Regions from separate parts of the Homo sapiens genome. Here region 2 is linked to region 1. Evidence: chromatin loops called from intact Hi-C (ENCODE). Cell type or tissue: CD4-positive, alpha-beta T cell. All regions are shown on one strand. Links, peaks and the distances in the headings refer to the core of each region. The heading gives the core; the rest is flanking DNA.

Evidence for each region. Hi-C counts contacts between places; a loop is a spot of excess contacts. Peaks named below come from ENCODE experiments on the same cell type or tissue, not always from the same donor. Only the 100,000 strongest peaks of a DNase experiment are listed, where the experiment ranks them.
Region 2: a loop joins it to region 1, with 5 times the contacts of the local background. A loop is called at or near these places in 9 of 110 quality-filtered maps.

Annotation. Positions count from the first base shown.
Region 1 is chr11:111,867,350-111,872,113 of GRCh38, forward strand. It overlaps ALG9 (ALG9 alpha-1,2-mannosyltransferase), which reads right to left and starts at 4,232. Exons shown (of 15, transcript NM_024740.2): 1 at 4,003-4,232; 2 at 2,883-3,021; 3 at 1,253-1,387. The coding sequence starts at 4,133. RefSeq lists a silencer at 3,868-4,177. In CD4-positive, alpha-beta T cell, for the core only: a CTCF peak has its summit at 3,582; a DNase peak (open chromatin) is centred at 4,222; H3K4me3 peaks cover 1,486 bases; H3K27ac peaks cover 1,437 bases.
Region 2 is chr11:111,596,365-111,599,973 of GRCh38, forward strand. No RefSeq gene overlaps it. Among named protein-coding and RNA genes, the nearest start is that of SIK2, 4.3 kb to the right of the region's middle. In CD4-positive, alpha-beta T cell, for the core only: no CTCF peak of the experiment used is centred there; no DNase peak of the experiment used is centred there.

The sequences.
Region 1 (4,764 bases), core at 2,211-4,710:
AGTCCATCGATAGATTCCAACACCAAGATGACAGAGGTGTCAGAATTATCTAACAAAATTTAAAGCGGGCTTTGTAAAAATATTTCAGTGAATAACTAAGAATATGCTTGAAGCAAATGAAAAAGGAGAAGGTCTCAGTAAAAAAAATTAGAAGATATAAAGAAAAACTGAATGGAAATTTTAAAACTGAAAAAGTACATAGAACAAACTAAAAATGCAATGGACGGGGTCAGCATTGGAAGAGGGGACATAGGAAAGAATCAGTGAAGTGGAAGACAGAAGAAAAGAAATTACTCAATGTGAACAACAGTTCATTCAGTTTGAGATCTTCCTGATTCTCGGTATGACAGGTCATTTTCAGTTGAAAGCTGGACATTTTAGGTATTGCATTATGAGATTCTGGATTATTCATGGGCTCAGCATGCTTTCTTTGCACTGTTGTGCTCCTACGATCTTATTTAAGCTTTCTGTTTTAGCTGGCTTCTTTTGATACTACTTCCCACTAACCCAGCAGGGAAAGAGCGTTAGTGGGAAGTCTCTACCTTGTTACCGCCAAGTGGAGGTAGAACTCGAGGTTCCCTACCAGGCCTCCACTGACCATTGAGAGAAAATAAATTGAAAACAGAGTCTCAAAGACCTGGGGGACTAATAACAAAAGATCTGACATTCACATCATCAAAGTTCCAGAAGAAGAGGAAACCGGACAGGGCTGAAAAAGTATTCAAAAAAATAAAAACTAAAACCTTTCCAAATTTGGCAAAAGGAATAAGCCCAAAGATTCAAGAAGCTGAATAAACTCCAAACAGGACAAACCCAAAGAAATCCACACCAAGACGCATCATAGTCAAATTTCTGAAAACTAATCAGGTTAGGTCCCAGTTAACATCTAATTATTTCTCAGCACTCTACTTAAATTAGACCCTCCTAATATGCTATTCCACCGTACATTGTACTTTTCCTCCATAAGACCCACCATATTTAGAATGATTTGTTCAATGTTCATCTTCTCCACTAAACCACAAGTTTCATTAAGTCAGGGGCTTGGTTACTGTTATAGCCACAGCACTTAATACAGTGTCTACCAAATAAAAGTTGTTTCATTAATGCTTGTTGAATGGTGAATTGGATAAATGATTCTTCTTCAAAAAAAGTTCCCTTTTAACTTCCAATTCATTTTGTCCTTTTCTCAAAACTATACCAGAGACTCACCTCTTGATCAATTGTGATTGCTTCCAGGTTGGTCTGCCCTTACCTTATTAGTTTGTAGAATTCTTGCATGAAATGCAGCTGGCCAGGCATGAAGCAACAGGTAAGCATAGGAGCGAATGGCATATGCTGGGGAATATTCCCAAGTCTGAAACCCTTCCCCATAGATGAGGTAGTGTGTCTAAAAATACAAAACAGATAGATTCAGGGTTATACTGGCCAAAAATCTCTGTTAAGCAGATGCAAGTGAAGTTTCTGAGCAGAAATATTAAAAACAAAGGCAAGCCAGGCACGATGCCTCACACCTATAATCCCAGCACTTTGGGAGGGCAAGGCAAGCAGGCTGCTTGAGCCCAGTAGTTAAAGACAAGCCTGGGCAACATAGCAAAACCCCATCTCTACCAAAAAAAAAAAAAAGTAGCATGGTATGGTGGTGCATGCCTGCAGTCCCAGCTACTTGGAAGGCTAAGCCAGGAGAATCACTTGAGCCTGGGAATTAGAGGTTGCAGTGAACCTAGATCATGCCACTGCACTCCAGCCTGGGCGATCTGCAATTGATGGATAAAAAAGGAATCAAAATGATACAATATTTAAAATATTAAGACATTATAAATTTTACAAGATTGCTGTTTGGTCAACACTGAAAGCTTAAATTTTACCTTCTACTTATTTTTTCTCAATACTTGTTAGCCAAAACAGAAAACCTCTAAATTTTATATTCTCCTTAAACAACCTACACTTAACAGTCTTCCTTCATTTTTTTAATTCAAAATGTGATCAGAAAATTTTACCTTTGAATTTTCTATAATAAAAGTCAACAGGTAATGTGTAAATCAATAAATAGCAATAAAAGTATACTATTTAGTAACACTATTTTGGTAACCGTCAGAAGAAATAACTTAAAAAGTGAAAAAAAGTGGTTGCTTCTGGAAAGTAGGATTTGGACACGAGAAGTGGAATAGAAAGCTACTGTTTTTCCTTTAGGTATTTTAGTAGTTGTTAACTTTAAAAACTATCTCCAGGTATTATTTTCATTTAAAAAAAAAAAGAAAATTACAAATTACACCTTTGTGTAAACCAGCTAAATTCCCTACAGCCTTCAATAGCAGGTAAATCATCCGCTTAGAATACAAAAGTGAAAACATGTTACTGGCCAGGCCCAGTGGCTCACGCCTGTAATCCCAACACTTTGGAAGGCGAGGTGAGAGGATCGCTTGAGCCTAGGAGTTAAATACCAGCCTCGGTGACATAATGAGCCCCCATCTCTGTTTTTTGAGACAGAGTCTCGCTCTGTTGCCCAGGCTGGAGTGCAATGGTGTGATCTCGGCTCACTGTAAACTCTGCCTCCCATGATCAAGCATTTCTCCTGCCTCAGCCTCCCGAGTAGCTGGGACTACAGGCGCCCACCACCATGCCCGGCTAATTTTTGTATTTTTAGTAGAGTCGGGGTTTCACCATGTTGGTCAGGCTGGTCTCGAATTTCTGACCTCAGGCAATTCACCGGCCTCAGCCTCCCAAAGTGCTGGGATTATAGGCCTGTTTTTTTGTTTTTTTTTTTAAGAAAATACAGTTATTTTACTAGGAGTCACACTTGTATATTATTTGTCTCTCGATTGGTAATAACACCTATGCTGCAAAATCAAGAACAAAAAGAGAAAACTAAAGAAATCACCTACTGGCTCCCAGTAGTTGAATGTTTCATCACAGTCAGAGATGTTGCTCAGGAGAGCAGCACATAACCTTGCTGAAAGCAGACACTTGAAAGCAGTAGATCCTTCAGGTGCCCAGACTTGTCCTGCTTTGTTCCCAGATAACCTGTTCAAAAGCAAAAAAAAAAAAAAAAAAAAAAGCATGTCAGGAAGGACCTGCTAATCAGAAGACCTAAATCTAGATAGAAAGGACAAAAAGGGCAAGGGACATCAAAGCACTTAAGTTATTCACCTAAAAAGGTGAATAGCTAGTTGTTTTTTCTCAGTAAAATTAATAAAAATTCAGATTTTTAAGAAAAAATTTTTATGAGATAGGGTCTTGCTATGTTGCCCAGGCTGGACTTAAACTCCTAGGCTCAAGTAATCCTCCTGCCTCAGCCTTCTGAAGAATTGACTTTAATCACTCAATCACTCCTTCCACTTCCTGCTTTTAAGGCATAAATTAACTCATACACTTTAGCTCAATGCATTTATGTCACTCCATTTATCCCAAGCCAACTAATCACTCACTTGAAGGCCACAAAGCTGTCATTCTCCTTTTCTTTCTTTTCTTAACAAGGTCATTGCTTTTGATGGCTTTATTCATTCCCCCTTATGTTCAGATAGAAGCCTAGGTGCAAGGTACATAGCCTACTCCAATTCCATATGTTGACAGCTCCCTTAATGCAGTTCTAACCTGCAGCCTCCAGGGTTTGGGAAGAGGTGATGGCGGGTTGGATGGGCCCAGTAAAGGGTCGGGACTTGAGGGAGAATAAAAGGAGCTGTGAGGAACAGCCGTAAAAGGTATACTCTTTGATCCTGTCTACATCTCCCACAGAGGCTGTGCCCACTCTAGGCCTGGCCCAGGAGCATCACAGATCCGCACTCCAAGGCAGTTTTACAGCGCAGTGGAGGGATCTAAGGTGGGCGAAGACTGAATGCTGACCCGCCCAGGAAGACCAATAGGACCTAGCTGAAGAGGGAGCTCGGGCCTCCCGCGGTGAGGCCAGGCCGGACTGAGCCCCGCGCGCCACAGCTAAGACCCTCCCGGGGGCAGCCCCGAACCGCCCCGCCGGCCGGCCACGCCCCTGCCGCGCCGCACACGTACTCGGTCCGGTGCTCCGCGCCGCCCGCCTCTCGGCTGCCCAGCAGCTCCCGCAGCTTGTCCGCAGCCGGGGCCGTATCCCCACTGCTGGCCCCGCTGCCCTTCAGGCGCTGCCGAGCCCCTCGACTAGCCATGGCAAGCCTGGGGAAAAAAGAATTCGGCACCCTATGAAGTCGGTGAGCGCGCAGACATAGCTTTGGCTGGCAAACGGTGTCCGCCGAGGGACAAAAGACCTTGACATGCGCAGAAAATACTAAATTATAGCGTTACTGGGCCAATTGGGGCAGATCCCCGAGTAGCGAAGAAATAGAACCTGAGGAGTTTCTTCATCAGGGCTGTCCCATCCACCTGCTTCTAACTCTAGCCATTCCTACCTCCCTCCAACCCTCTTTTCCGTCACTTTTCAGCATTCTCCATTCTCAAAAAAAAAAAAAACCACCTCTCAGCTCCCCTATTTAAATGAAAAAACAAATAGAAAGTGATTAAAGAAATCTACATAGTGAGATGTGAAGTATTCAGTTAAATATCACAGCACAGCTATCTACTAAAAGGTCCTTAAAATGTCATTTTTAACACCTTGCCTTCTCTGTATTTTGGTAAGAGTGACAGAGGCAGCCTGTAGCTAAAAACTGCTTCAGAGAGACAAACCGGTAATGGCAGAGTGTAGACTGATGAAATTCTGTGCGGCAAATTGAACCAGATGTCCATCACTGTCATCGCTACTACGGCATTGTGGTAGGCATTTTACATATTTTATCCTTTTTA
Region 2 (3,609 bases), core at 1,110-3,609, 270 kb before region 1:
ACTCAATTGAAAAAAAAACAACAAATAACCTGATTTTAAAATGAGCAAAGGACTTGAATAGATATTTCTTCAAAGAAGATACACAATTGGCCACTAGGTATATGAAAAAGTGCTCAACATCACTAATCACCAGGGAAATGCAAATCAAAACCCAAATGAGATAGCATCTCACACCTGTTAGTGCGGCTATTATAAAAAAAAAAAGATAATGAGTGTTGGCAAGGATATAGAGAAATCAGAACTCTTGTATACTGTTAGTAGGAATGTAAATCAGTACAGCATTATGGAAATCAGTATGGAGGTTCCTCAAAAAATTAAAAATAGAACTACCATATGATCCATCAATCCCACTTCTGGGTATTTATCCAAAGGAGTTGAAATCAGGATCTTGGAGAGATATCTGCACTCCTATGTTCATTACAGCATTATTCACAATAACCAAGATATAGAAACAACCTAAATGTCTATCAATAGATGAATGGAAAGAAATATACATACACACACACACACACACACACACACACACACACACACACCAGAATATTATTCAGCCTTAAAAAAGAAGGGAATCCTGCCATATGAAACAACGTGGATGGACCTGAAAGACATTATGCTAAATAAAATAAGCCAGTCACAGAAGGACAAATACTGCATGATCCCACTCACATGAGCTACCTAAAATAGTCAAACTAATAGAAACAGAATAGAATGATGTTGCCTGGGGCTGGGGGGAAGGGAGAAATAGCAAGTTGTTTAATGGGTATAAAGCTTCAGTAATTCAAGATGAATAAGTTCTAGAGATCTGAACAACAAAGTGCCTATAGTTAATAATATTGTATCGTACACTAAAAAATTTAAGAGAGTAGATCTCAAGTGTTCTTACCAACCCCCACCCAGCCCCCCGCTCCTGGCACACAAACATGGGAGCAGTGGGGAGCTTTTGGAGGTAACGGATATATTTATTACTTTGATTGTAGTGATGGTTTGACAGGTGTATGCATATGTTCAAACTCATCAAATGGTATATATTAAATGTGTGCATCTCATTATATATTAAGTACACCTCAATAAAGCTATTTTAAAAATAAAAGTACTAAAGAAAGTTTTCTTTAAATAACTTCAATCCTCTAGTTTATTTCCATAATGGTACCTTACATGTAGTGGCATCCACATGTTGATTAACCTGACTGATTGATGTTTGTTTCATGAATAGCTGTACTTTATACTAATAAGAAGCCCTTGGAATGAGCACAGGTCAGTGATTTGGATTTTCTTGTGTACTTCTGTCTTTGTTAATATAAGAGGCAAAGTATTCATTCTAGCTTTGTAATCTACTTTTTCTAAGCAAAGTTGTCTAATAAAGATTTCATCAGTTTTTTATTTGAACTAAATCTAAATCCAGGCCTAAGCCTAGTTTTTTGTTTTGTTTTGTTTTGTTTTGTTTCGTTTTTGAGATAGAGTCTCACTCTGTAGCCCAGGCTGGAGTGCAGTGGCGCGATCTCGGCTCACTGCAAGCTCCGCCCCCTGGGTTCACACCATTCTCCCACCTCAGCCTCCCCAGTAGCTGGGAGACAAATGGTACATATCTTTTTTTCAGGTTCACAGGCTGTCTGCTTCAGCAAAATAATATACAGAATTGTGAGCCATGAAGTCTTCTTTCCTCACATTTCAGATCACTTTTTCATTACCTCTTTGCTAACTCGTCTCCTCATTCCACATATTTATTTATAATCCACTTTATTCTAAGTAGGTTATAGAATTAATTCTTAAGTCTCTCACTATCTTACTTAATTCTTTCTCTGTGTACACCTTTTTACCTTTTAAAGTGTTCTGTTAACATTTTTTAACCAACTCAATGCTAAATATCATAGACCCACAGCATCAGCTGGGAATGCTGCATCTGAAAGCTCAAGCAAAAAGGAATTTGGTGACTAGAGTGCTTTCCCTCACTGATACTAAAACCAGAGACGGAAAAGAAAGATGGGGATTGTATGAAGCTCTCTTTCTTCTCCTTTTCCCTCTTATCTTTATTCTTTTTTCCTGAGGATGGTGTGTGTGTGTGTGTGTGTGTGTGTAGGGAAAGAGAAAGAAGAGGAGAAAGAGGGAGAGAGGAAGAGAAAAGGAAAGCAGGAGTTGGATAATATTAATAATTGCTAAAATGTATACAGCTATCATTTAATTGGAAACAAAAATACATAAGAGACAGGCAGGGTTGAAATAGGACAGGGATGAGTAGGTCTTTTGGATTAAGGAAAGAGTTGAATCACAGAATCCAAGATTGCAGTATTCTAAATTAGTCCACATATATGTATTTCTTCAGGGTTTCATTTACAGCCTACCAGTAACGCTGAGTAGCACGCCCACTGCATTTCCACATGAGTAAGGCTGATTTTTGGCACAGCCCCTTCTGTCTCTTCCCTCTTTCTGGCCTCCTGTTCTCTAACTTGTAGACACCCAGCATGCTCACACTAACTCCAGCTTTCCAAAACCTTTTGGTACTCTCTGTCCTCCCTTTTTCTTCTTTCCAGCCCCAAATCAATTCTTATTCCCAGACTGTGCAAGTAGGTGTTTGGCCTGGTTATCTAATTTAAATACTCAAATGAATCCATTTCCATTCAACAGGTATACTTTAAAGGATGAGGTTGTTCACTGTAGTGGGTCTCCCTGCGTATTTTCTGGTTCTTGGTTAAGTGGCTTTTCATCAGATTCCCAAAGGAACCCACCCCCAGAACAATTAAAATACAATCATCTGGCTGGGCGCGGTGGCTCACGCCTGTAATCTCACCACTTTGGGAGGCCAAGGCGGGCAGATCACAAGGTCAGGAGATCGAAACCATCTTGGCCAACATGGTGAAACCCCGTCTGTAGTAAAATACAAAAAATTAGCCAGGCATGGTGCTACGTGCCTGTAATCCCAGCTACTTGGGAGGCTGAGGCAGGGGAATCGCTTGAACCCAGGAGGCAGAGGTTGCAGTGAGCTGAGATCATGCCACTGCACTCCAGCCTGGCGACAGAGCAAGACTCCACCTCAAAAAAAAAAAAAAATACAATCATCTAAGTGGCAAAATGCACATGGGAACTATTTTTGAACTGGTATACATATGTAGGTTCCTAGCCTAATTAGAATACCTCTCACTAGTTAGAGGACCACTCATACACCACTCCCATCAATTCAGAAATCTGATCAGCCTTACAGCTTTCCCCCATTTCTCCCCTCACTTTTGCAAACAACATACCTCATGGTAGAATAAGGTATTGCTTGGGGAGAGTGAAAAGCAGAAGCACAGGGAGCAGTGGAGGGCCCAAAAGCCATCTTGCACTAAAAAATATATATATATAAATTTTAAAATAAAATAATACACAATATATTAATTTTCATTAAAAAATTAAAACTACAGAAAAGTTGCAAGAACAGTACAACGATCTACCACATACCCTTTTACCTACCTTTTACCTATTTTATCAATTTAAAACTTTGCCACATTTGCCTTATCTATCTGTGCTAAACTACTTGACAGTAAGTTGCATATATCAAAAGGTTTTTTTTTGTTGTTTTTTGTTAGAGTCTCACTCTGTCACCCAGGCTAGAGTGCAGTGGTATGATCTTGG